Linked DNA regions of Homo sapiens: region 1 is linked to region 2. A link is an interaction called in ENCODE POLR2A ChIA-PET data of the cell type or tissue named here. Cell type or tissue: CD4-positive, alpha-beta T cell. All regions are shown on one strand.

Region 1 (5,000 bases), 1.7 Mb before region 2:
GTATTATCTTGGTTTTGTTTTTGTTTGTTTACAATTTTTTCCCCTGGAGTTTCTGATTGGCTCTTGGATGTTCTCTGTTACTTGGAATCTATTCCACTCTCCTTGTACTCACCAACTTTCTAGTTTAATTCAGACCATTTCTTCTTTGGACAGTTATTTTCTGTACAGCTTTTGGGTTTTCCTGGAGTTTCTGAATGTTTGTTCTTGCTGGTATTTGTTGCCTTTATCATATTCTCAAGTTTTTCCAACTCCTCACCCATACTATAATTCAGTCTACAAAATCTCCTTTTTTTCATACAGACTGTTCTTCCATAACCTTCCACCATTCTGCTAAGATCCAAACAGGCCAGGCATGGTGGATGATACCAATAATCCCAGTACATTGGGATGCTGAGGCAGGCAGATCGTTTGAGCCCAGGAGTTCGAGACCAGCCTGGGAAACATAGTGAGATCTTGGTGTCTAATAAAAAAGAAAAAAAATTGAAAAAGATAAATAACAAATAAAACCCAAATATATTGCTTCCAGGTGTCAACAAAGTCATGATCCTGAGATTTTGCCATCACTGCTCTCCTGGGCTACAATTAGAGTTGCTGGCACCATGTTTTCCATTCCTTTGTTTACTGGAATTTCTCCTTAGGGAGCTTTCTAGACAGGAAGGTCTCTGTCACATCTTCTTCCTCGTTTCTTTTTTTTTTTTGAGACAGAGTCTCACTCTGTCGCCCAGGCTGGAGTGCAGCGGTGCCGTCTCGGCTCACTGCAGCCTCTGCCTGCCAGCTTCAAGTGATTCTCCTGCCTCAGCCTCCCGAGTAGCTGGGATTACAGGCACCCACCACCACACCTGGCTGATTTTTGTATTTTTAGTAGAGACAGGATTTCACCATGTTGGCCAGGCTGGTCTCGAACTCCTGGCCTCAGGTGATCCGCCTGCCTTGGCCTCACAAAGTGCTGGGATTACAGGCATCAGCCTCTGTGCCCAGCCCCAGCCTTCTTTGCTTATTTAACAACAAAACGTCGAAGCAATTCTTATCTTAGTTGCTGACCCTTGATCTAGCATGCAGTGATGTTAAGTCTAATGCCAATTTGATTTTTTCTTTTCATTGTAGATTACCTGTTTCTTCCTCTGTGGAAACAGCATATTATCCTTTCTGTTAAGAAATGTTATGACTTCTCAAGAGTGTGGGTCTTTTTGTTTCACTCCAGTATTATGCTGGGCAGTTGTTAGGCCCTTTTGATTTAATGGTTTGTGTCTTCCCTTTAGCTTGGGTAATTTTTTTCATACCATCCTCCCTGTACTTTCACTAGAAGTCTCTTTTACTCAGATATAAGAGCTGCCCATTCGGCCGGGCATGGTGGCTGACACCTGTAATCCCAGCACTTTGGGAGGCTGAGGCGGTCGGATCACTCGAGGCCAGGAGTTTGAGACCAGCCAGGCCAACATGGTGAAACCCCATCTCTACTAAACTACAAAAATTACTTGGGCATGGTGGCACATGCCTGTAGTCCCAGCTACTCGGGAGGCTGAGTCAGGAGAATCGTTTGAACGTGGGAGGTGGAGGTTGCAGTGAGCCGAGATCGCACCACTGCACTCCAGCCTGAGCGACAGAGAGAGGCTCCATCTCAAATAAATAAATAAATAAATAAATAAATCCCTGTATCTCTTAGTTTTTTCTGCTATTTTCTTTCCTTTGCTATTGTTCATCTTAGTCTCTTTCCTGTAGTAGGCTTTATTAAAATATCAGTGGATTCTTGGCTGTCTGTCATTAGAAGGAGGCAAACGGGTGCCCTGGAGCTCTCTGTGTGACCAGGATTTGTTAACCAGCAGTGTCAGCTTTAAGGTAGTGATCTTTATTCTTGAGATTTCCGAATTCCAGAGGGCTTTGTTGTAGGATGCCAATCTCTCCAGATCCCACAGATGTCTACAGAGAAGAATCTTCCTTTTTTTTCTTTTAATCCTGATATTTATTTATTTATTTATTTATTTTTGAGACTTGAGTCTCGCTCTAACATCCAGGCTGGAGTGCAGTGGTGCGATCTCAGCTCACTGCAACCTCTGCCTCCGGGTTCAAGCAATTCTCCTGCCTCAGCCTCCTGAGTAGCTGAGATTACAGGCACGCACCACCACACCCAGTTAATTTATCCATTTATAGTAGAGACAGGGTTTCACCATGTTGGCCAGGATGGTCTCAAACTCCTGACCTCAAGTGATCCACCTGCCTCAGCCTCCCAAAGTGTGGGGATTACAGGCATAAGCCACCACACCTGGCCTATTTTTATTTTTTTTTTTTTTGAGATGGAGTCTTGCACTTTCGCCCAGGCTGGAGTGTAGTGGCACGATCTCGGCTCACTGCAAGCTCCGCCTCCCAGGTTCACGCCATTCTCCTGCCTCAGCCTCCCGAGTAGCTGGGACTACAGGCGCCCGCCACCACACCCGGCTAATTTTTGTATTGTAACAGGGTTTCACCATGTTAGCCAAGATGGTCTCGATCTCTTGACCTTGTGATCCGCCCACCTCGGCCTCCCAAAGTGCTGGGATTACAGGCGTGAGCCACCGCGCCCGGCCTATTTTTATTTTTTGAGAGAGAGGGTCTGGCTGTGTCACCCAGGCTGGAGTGCAGTGACACGATCTCGGCTGGCTGCAACCTCTGCCTCCTGGGCTCAAGCCATCCTCCCAACTCAGCCTCCCGAGTAGCTGGGATTACAGGCACACAACACCACGCCCAACTGGTTATTAAATTTTTTTTGTAGAGATGGGGTCTTACCGTGTTGCCTAGGCTGGTCTCATTCTGGTCTCAAGTGATCCACCCACCTCAGCCTCCCAAAGTGCTGGGATTACAGGTGTGAGCCACTACGCCTGGCCCTGTGAGGTATTTTTCAGCAGCTTTCTAGACTGACAAGAGCAGCTGGAAGCATGGCAACCCCAGGCAGAGCATAGCGTGCTGCCGCCTCGACTGTGCTCAAGGGGCGCTAGCGTGCGGGAGGAGCCACCTGCCTGGGCCTCTGGAAGGCTTCTGCCTCTGAGCCAGCAGGTACAACAGGGAACAAGAGTGAGAAGGGGACTTGAAAACAGGAAACCTAATTGAAGGTCTGCACAAGTAGTGAACAAACCTGTTTCTCACTGCTGCAGTCGGCATGGCTTATAATTAAGCAGCATACTGTTACAAAAAACAAACAAAAGAAAGAGTCTTGGCTGGGCGCAGGTGGTTTATGCCTGTAATCCTAGCACTTTGGGAGGTTGAGGCGGGTGGATCACTTGAGGCCAAAGAGTTTGGGACCAGCCTGGGCAACACAGGGAGACCCCATCTCTACAAAAAAAAAAAAAAAAAAAAAAAACAAAACAAAACAAAACAAAAAAAACACTAAAATATTAGCCAGCCATGGTGGCATATGCCTGTGGTCCCAGCTACTCAGGAGGCTGAGGAAGGAGGACTGCTTGTGCACAGAAGGTCAAGGCTGCAGTGAGCTGTGATCATACCATTGCACTATAGCCTGGGCAACACAGTGAGACCCTATCTCAAAAAAATAAGTAAAATTTTAAAAAAAATTAAAAATTAGCCGGGCGTAGTGGCGTGTGCCTCTGGCTCCAGCTACTCAGGAGGCTGAGGCAGGAGGATCCCTTGAGCCCAGGAGGTTAAGGCTGCAGTGAGCCATGATTGTGTCACTGCACTCCAGCCTGGGCAACAGAGCCAGACTCTGTCTCAAAAAATATATAAAAATAAAAAATTATTTTAGAAAGAAAAATACTTGACAGGCTTATTCCTGCCCAATTCAATTTATAACTGTTTATTCATGTGTTGACATCTTAATGCAGTCTTTTTAAATAAAAGCAACTTCATTAAGAAAGTAAAGGAATAAAAGAATGGCTACTCCATAGGCAAAGCAGCCTTTAAGGCAGTCTTTTTTTTTTTTTTTTTTTGAGACGAAGTTTCCCTCTTGTCGCCCAGGCTGGAGTGCAATGGCGCGATCTCGGCTCACTGCAAACTTCGCCCCCCAGATTCAAGTGATTCTCCTGCCTCAGCCTCCCAAGTTGCTGGGATTACAGGCATGCGCCACCATGCCCAGCTAATTTTTTTTTTTTTTTTTTTTGAGACGGAGTTTCGCTTTTGTTGTCCAGGCTGGAGTACAATGGCTTGATCTCAGCTCACTGCAACCTCCGCCTCCTGGGTTCAAGTGATTCTGTTGCCTTAGCCTCCTGAGTAGCTGGGATTACAGGCATGCGCCACCACACCTGGCTAATTTTGTATTTTTAGTAGAGACGGGGTTTCTCCATGTTGGTCAGGCTGGTCTTGAACTCCCGACCTCAGATGACCCGCCTGCCTCGGCCTCCCAAAGTGCTGGGATTACAGGCGCGAGCCACCGTACCCAGCCAGGGCAGTCTTAAAGGCAAAGAAGGTGAACATTTGTGCTTAATTTCCCATCTAGAGTGAGCAAATCTCTCTGCCTCTACCCTGGTTCAAAGCCCCTTCACCTCTTGCGTGGACTATGTTAACCTCCTCATTGGTTATCCTCTCTTCATACTGCATTCTTCTGTGCCATATTCTGTGCAGAGGCCAGAATGCACTTTGGGGAACACAAATCTGATTGTCAAATTCTGTCACATGTCTTAGAGAAGGCATCTAATCTGGATGCCTTAAGAGATGGTGGCCAGGCAGGGTGGCTCAAACCTATAATCCCAGCACTTTGGGAGGCCAAGGCGGGTGGATCACTTGAGGTCAGGAATTCGAGACAGTCTGGCCAACATGGCGAAACCTGTCTCTACCAAAAATACAAAAATTAGTTGGGCGTGATGGCGCATGCCTGTAATCCCAGCTACTCAGGAGGCTGAGGCAGGAGAATCACTTGAACCTGGGAGGCGGAGGTTGCAGTGAGCCCAGATTGTGCCACTGCACTCCAGCCTGTGCGACAGAATGAGACTCTGTCTCAAAACAAAAAAGAAAAAAGAAAAGATGGTGTCCTTCTGGAAGTTGTATTGCCGCAACTATGGTCTGATGGGAATGAGATC
Region 2 (5,000 bases):
CCCGGGAGGCGGAGCTTGCAGTGCGCGGAGATTGCACTACTGCACTCCAGCCTGGGCCACAGAGCGAGACTCCGTCTCAAAAAATAAAAATAAAAAAAACTTCTCTCTCAGCAGGCTCAGGAGTCCTCCCCCTCCCCGCACTGGCCCTGCCACCTCTTTTCTAATTTATCTATTTATTTTTTATTTTTTTTGAGGCAGAGTCTCGCTATGTCACCCAGGCTGGAGTGCAGTGGCACAATCTCAGCTCACTGCAACCTCTGCCAGGTTCAAGCAATTCTCCTGCCTCAGCCTTCCAAGTAGCTGGGACTACAGGCACCCGCTACCACGCCAGGCTAATTTTTTTGTATTTTTAGTAGAGATGGGGTTTCACCGTCTTAGCCAGGATAGTCTCGATCTCCTGATCTCGTGATCCACCCGCCTCGGCCTCCCAAAGTGCTAGGATTACAGGCGTGAGCACCGCGCCTGGCCTTACTTTTTTATTTTTAGAGACTGGGCCTCACTCTGTCACCCAGGCCAGAGTCCAGTGGCACCATCTCAGTTCAGTGCAGCCTTGATCTCCCTGGGTCAAGCAATCCTCCCACCTCAGCCTCCCAAGTAGCTGGGACCACAGGTGTGTGCCACCACACCCGGCTGTGCCCCTCTTGTCTTAGGATGGTCTTCAGGTCTCAGCTTCTCCACCTTGCCCCTTCAATCCCTTATTCTGTCTGAGAAACTTACATCCCTCACTCTCTCCAAATACAACCACTTCCTCAATATTCAAAGGGCTTCTTCCGATGCTGGGCACGGTGGCTCACGCCTGTAATCACAGCACTTTGGGAGGCTGAGGAGGAGGGTGGATCACCTGAAGTCAGGAGTTCGAGACTAGCCTGGCCAACATGTGAAACCCCGTCTCTACTAAAAATACAAAAATTAGCTGAGCATGGTGGCACCTGCCTGTAGTCTCAGCTACTTGGAAAGCTGAGGCAGGAGAATTGCTTGAACCCAGGAGGCGGAGGTTGCAGTCAGCCAGGATTATGCCACTGCACTCCAGCCTGGGCAACAGAGCGAGATTCCATCTCAAAAAAAAAAGGTCCTGGCGTGGTGGCTCACACCTATATTCCTAGCACTTTGGGAGGCCGAGGTGGGCAGATCACCTGAGGTCAGGAGTTCGAGACCAGCCTGACCAATATGGAGAAACCCCATCTCTACTAAAAATACAAAATTAGCCAGGCATCGTGATGCATGCCTGTAATTCCAGCTACTCGGGAGGCTGAGGCAGGAGAATCGTTTGAACCCGGGAGGCAGAGGTTGGGGTGAGCCGAGATTGCACCATTGCACACTCCAGCCTGGTCAACAAGAGCGAAACTCCGTCTAAAAAAAAAAAAAAAAAAAAAAAGGCTTTCCTGGAATAAATTACTTTCTTGTCTGTCTTTGGTCTTTTTTTTTTTTCAGCTTTATTGAGATACAATTCAATGGATTTGAGTATATTCAGAGTCATGCAACCTAACACCACAAGCTAACTGCAGGATATTTTCATCACCCTGAAAAGAAACCCTACACCCATTAACAGTTAATCCATTCCACCTACAGCCAGCCTAGGCAACCACTAATCTTTCTGCCTATTCTGGACACTTCATATGAATGGAATCATCACGTGATCTTTTGTGACTGGCTTCTTTCACTTAACGTTTTCAAGGTTTATCCATGTTTAGCATATATCAGTATATCAGTCCTTCTTTCTTTTCACTGCCAAATAATGTTTATGGGCCTAGGGGTAGAATTGCTAAATCACGCGGCAGCTGTGTTTCATTAGTTTGAGGAACTGACAGTCTGTTTCCTGAAGTGGCTGCACCATTTTACATTCCCACCAACAATGTATGAGGGTTCCAATTTCTGCACATCTTCACCAACACTTGTTATTATTTCTCTTTTTAATTACAGCCATTCTAGTGAATGTGAAGTGATATCTCATAGTTTTTTGTTTGCTTGTTTGTTGTTGTTGTTGTTGTTTGGAGACAGAGTCTCACTCTGTCATCCAGGCTGGAGTGCAGTAGGCACAATCACAGCTCACTGCAACCTCCACTTCCTGGGTTCAAGTGATTCTCCTGCCTCAGCCTCCCGAGTAGCTGAGGCTACAGGCATGCACCACCACACCTGGTTAATTTTTGCATTTTTAGTAGAGATGAGGTTTCACCATGTTGGCCAGGCTGGTCTCTAACTCCTGATCTCAAATGATCCACCTACCTTGGCCTCCTAAAGTACTGGGATTACAAACGCGAGCCATTGTGCCCGGCCTCATAGTAGTTTTGATTTACACTTCCCTAATGATTGTGTCCAGCAGCTTTTCATGTGCGAACTGGCCATTTGTTAGTGGGTTTTGCTTCTTTTAAAAACTGCTGAGCCATCCATAAACATTTTCAAAATGCAGGGTATGTTTTTCAGTGTTAAGGCAACTGTTTTGATGTGTTTTCCTTTGCTCTCTATCACCAAATACTGTACATACAAATAGTAAGACTGGGCTTTGTGTTGTCCATTGTTAATCCTAAATGCAACAAAACACATGGAGACTTTGAAAATCCTTCAGAATAATGCTATAGTTAAGATTTTGCTAAAGCAAGTGTTTTTTCTAACTCCTTGAGCTGCATATTGCCTTGAGTAATCATCATCCGAATTGTATCCTCTTCGGTGGCACTTTTGTTTCTTTTGAATTCTTCCCTTGCCCAATCCTTCAGGTATTTGCGATCAGAATCATTTGGAACTTGCTGAATTGTTTGGAAAATCCTTCTGTAGAGGAGAAGAACTTGTTGCCTTCTGATGAACTGCTTTAACATTAGTGTTGCTGGGGTAAGCGGGAAGTGGCCATGTCTGCCAGCAGTCCGCCGGAGCCTCAGCTGGTCTTTTTCCTTCTCTCTTTCTCCATTCCTTACCCTATCTGTCCCTCTCCCCTCGTCCATCTCTTCATCTCACCATAACCCTTTTTTTTTTTTTTGAAACGGAGTTTTGCTCAGGCTGGAGTGCAAAATCTCAGCTCACTGCAACCTCCACCTCCCCGGTTCAAGCAATTCTCCTGCCTCACTCTCCAGAGTAGCTGGAGTAGCTGGGATTACAGGTGCACGCCACCACGCCTGGCTAATTTTTGTGTCCTTAGTAGAGATGGGGTTTTACCATGTTGGCCAGGCTAGTCTCAAACTCCTGACCTCAGATGATCCACTTGCCTCGGCCTTCCTAAATGCTGGGATTACAGGCGTGAGCCACTGTGCCTGGCCTTCACCGTAACTTTTGTGTATCTTTCCCTCTCCCACATTTACTCTCTATGCCGATCTCTGTCCCCACCTCCCCATAGCTGTCTTTCCTTTCTCTGTCCCCTCCTTTCTCCACCCAGCACCCCCATACTTAGGCCTCTGTATGATCAGTGGCACCAGGTCAGGCTGGAGCCAGTACTAATGGGTACATTTGTGTGTAGACCCAGGGTGGGTGCTGAGGGCCAGGCCCAGGCACCTAGGACTATAAATGCCCCTGCAATGTGGTTGGCCTCAGCCCTGCTCTGGCAGGTGACCCCCGGGCCCTGGGCTCTGAGGCTGAGCCCTTCTCTGAGGTCTCCCTTGTGCCCCGTACTGCCCCTGCAGTGGGAGGCCTGGAGGGAAGGCTGGCAGGAGGAACCACACTAACCAGTCTATCTCCCTCTACCCCCAGCTGTGCCTCGGTGCCTTGGGTTTCCTACAGGGTGAGTGCCCCAGAAGGAACACAGAAAGCTGGTGAGTTGGTCTGGATTTGCAGCAGAGTGTGGGGTAGGGAGGGGCTGGTTGTGCTGGCTCAGGTTGGGAGGCTGTCTGGCATGGCTCTGTGACAGGGGATTGGCCACAGTGGAACTTCTTGGGACAGGGCCCTGGCCAGCTGGACAAGGGGCTATTTGGGCAGACTGTGTGCCAGGAGATTGGCAAAACTGGTTCTGAGGAGGCTGGGCGGGCCTTTTGGGGACAGATGGTGCAAAAGAAGCAAGTTTAAGCTAATATTGATATAGCTGACTTCATGCCATGGCTTTGACATCAAGCTCCCCATCATTCTGTGAAGTGTGCACCGATACCCCCTTTACAGACACAGCAGCTTAAGCCCCAAGAAAGGAGGTGACTTGCCCAAGTTCACTTGGCTAGAAAGTGGCCGAGTCGGCTGGGCAAGGTGGCTCACGCCTGTAAGTAATCCCAGCACTTTGGGAGGCCAAGGTGGGAGGATCGCGTGAGCCTGGGAGACCAGCTTGGGCAACAGATTGAGTCTCCTCTCTAAAACAGAAAAAGAAAAGGAAGGAAGGGAGGGAGAGAGGGAGGGAGAGAAGGAGGGAGGGAGAGAGGGAGAGAAAGTGGCAGAGTCAGAATTAGAATCTGACGCATTTAGCTTCCAAATCCACCGGATTATTCTTGACTGCCTCCTCTGGGCTCCTGGTTCCCTCAAGCCCGACGGACGTCTGTGTTTTATGTTTCCAGGGCTGCCGCTTCATCACGGCTTTCTCGGAAAACGGGGGCGCTGAGAAGCCCAACTTCCAGCTATATATGTCGCCACCGCCCACAGGGCCCCCGACGGCGATGCTGGTGACAGCGCTCCCTGCGTGGGCGCCACTCTCCCCGTGCTCCCCGCGCCTGCAGCCAGGCACGACGGTGTGGGTGTGCCCGCCCGGGGCAGAGGAGCTGCAGGGCTCGCGGCAGGCGGCGCTGTGCAAGCAGCGACGTCGCGGCCCGAGGAAGTGGAGGCGGTGAACGCGCGTGGGCGCGCCTCCCGGGACACGGCGCTGGCTCTGCGGCGCTACCTGCTGGGCACTCCCTAATCGATGGTGACGCCGTCGCTGCCGCCCGGCGACCGGCACAAGGAGTTTGCGGTGGTGGCGGGCGCTGGGCCCACGCTCTTGAGGCGCCTCAAGCCCCCTAAGCCTGTTCTGCTGGACCGCGTAGGCCACCCTGCCCGCTGGCCCCATCCATTGAGCCTTGAAGGCTTCCAGAGGCGCTGCAGTTGCAGAGAGCAGGAGACCTATC

What was found. Peaks named below come from ENCODE experiments on the same cell type or tissue, not always from the same donor. Only the 100,000 strongest peaks of a DNase experiment are listed, where the experiment ranks them.
Region 1: POLR2A ChIA-PET joins it to region 2 with 7 read pairs; 1 of 35 experiments calls an interaction of 5 or more read pairs at or near these places.

What each region holds. Positions count from the first base shown.
Region 1 is chr19:34,238,664-34,243,663 of GRCh38, forward strand. No RefSeq gene overlaps it. Among named protein-coding and RNA genes, the nearest start is that of GARRE1, 13 kb to the right of the region's middle. In CD4-positive, alpha-beta T cell, no CTCF peak of the experiment used is centred here; a DNase peak (open chromatin) is centred at 2,968.
Region 2 is chr19:35,954,542-35,959,541 of GRCh38, forward strand. LOC105372383 (a long non-coding RNA gene) reads left to right here. Exons shown (of 5, transcript NR_136525.1): 2 at 2,712-2,823; 3 at 3,673-3,734; 4 at 4,458-5,000. Among named protein-coding and RNA genes, the nearest start is that of LRFN3, 21 kb to the left of the region's middle. RefSeq lists silencers at 4,519-4,568, 4,579-4,628 and an enhancer at 4,789-4,838. In CD4-positive, alpha-beta T cell, CTCF peaks have their summits at 4,720 and 4,921; a DNase peak (open chromatin) is centred at 4,720; H3K4me3 peaks cover 791 bases; H3K27ac peaks cover 2,165 bases.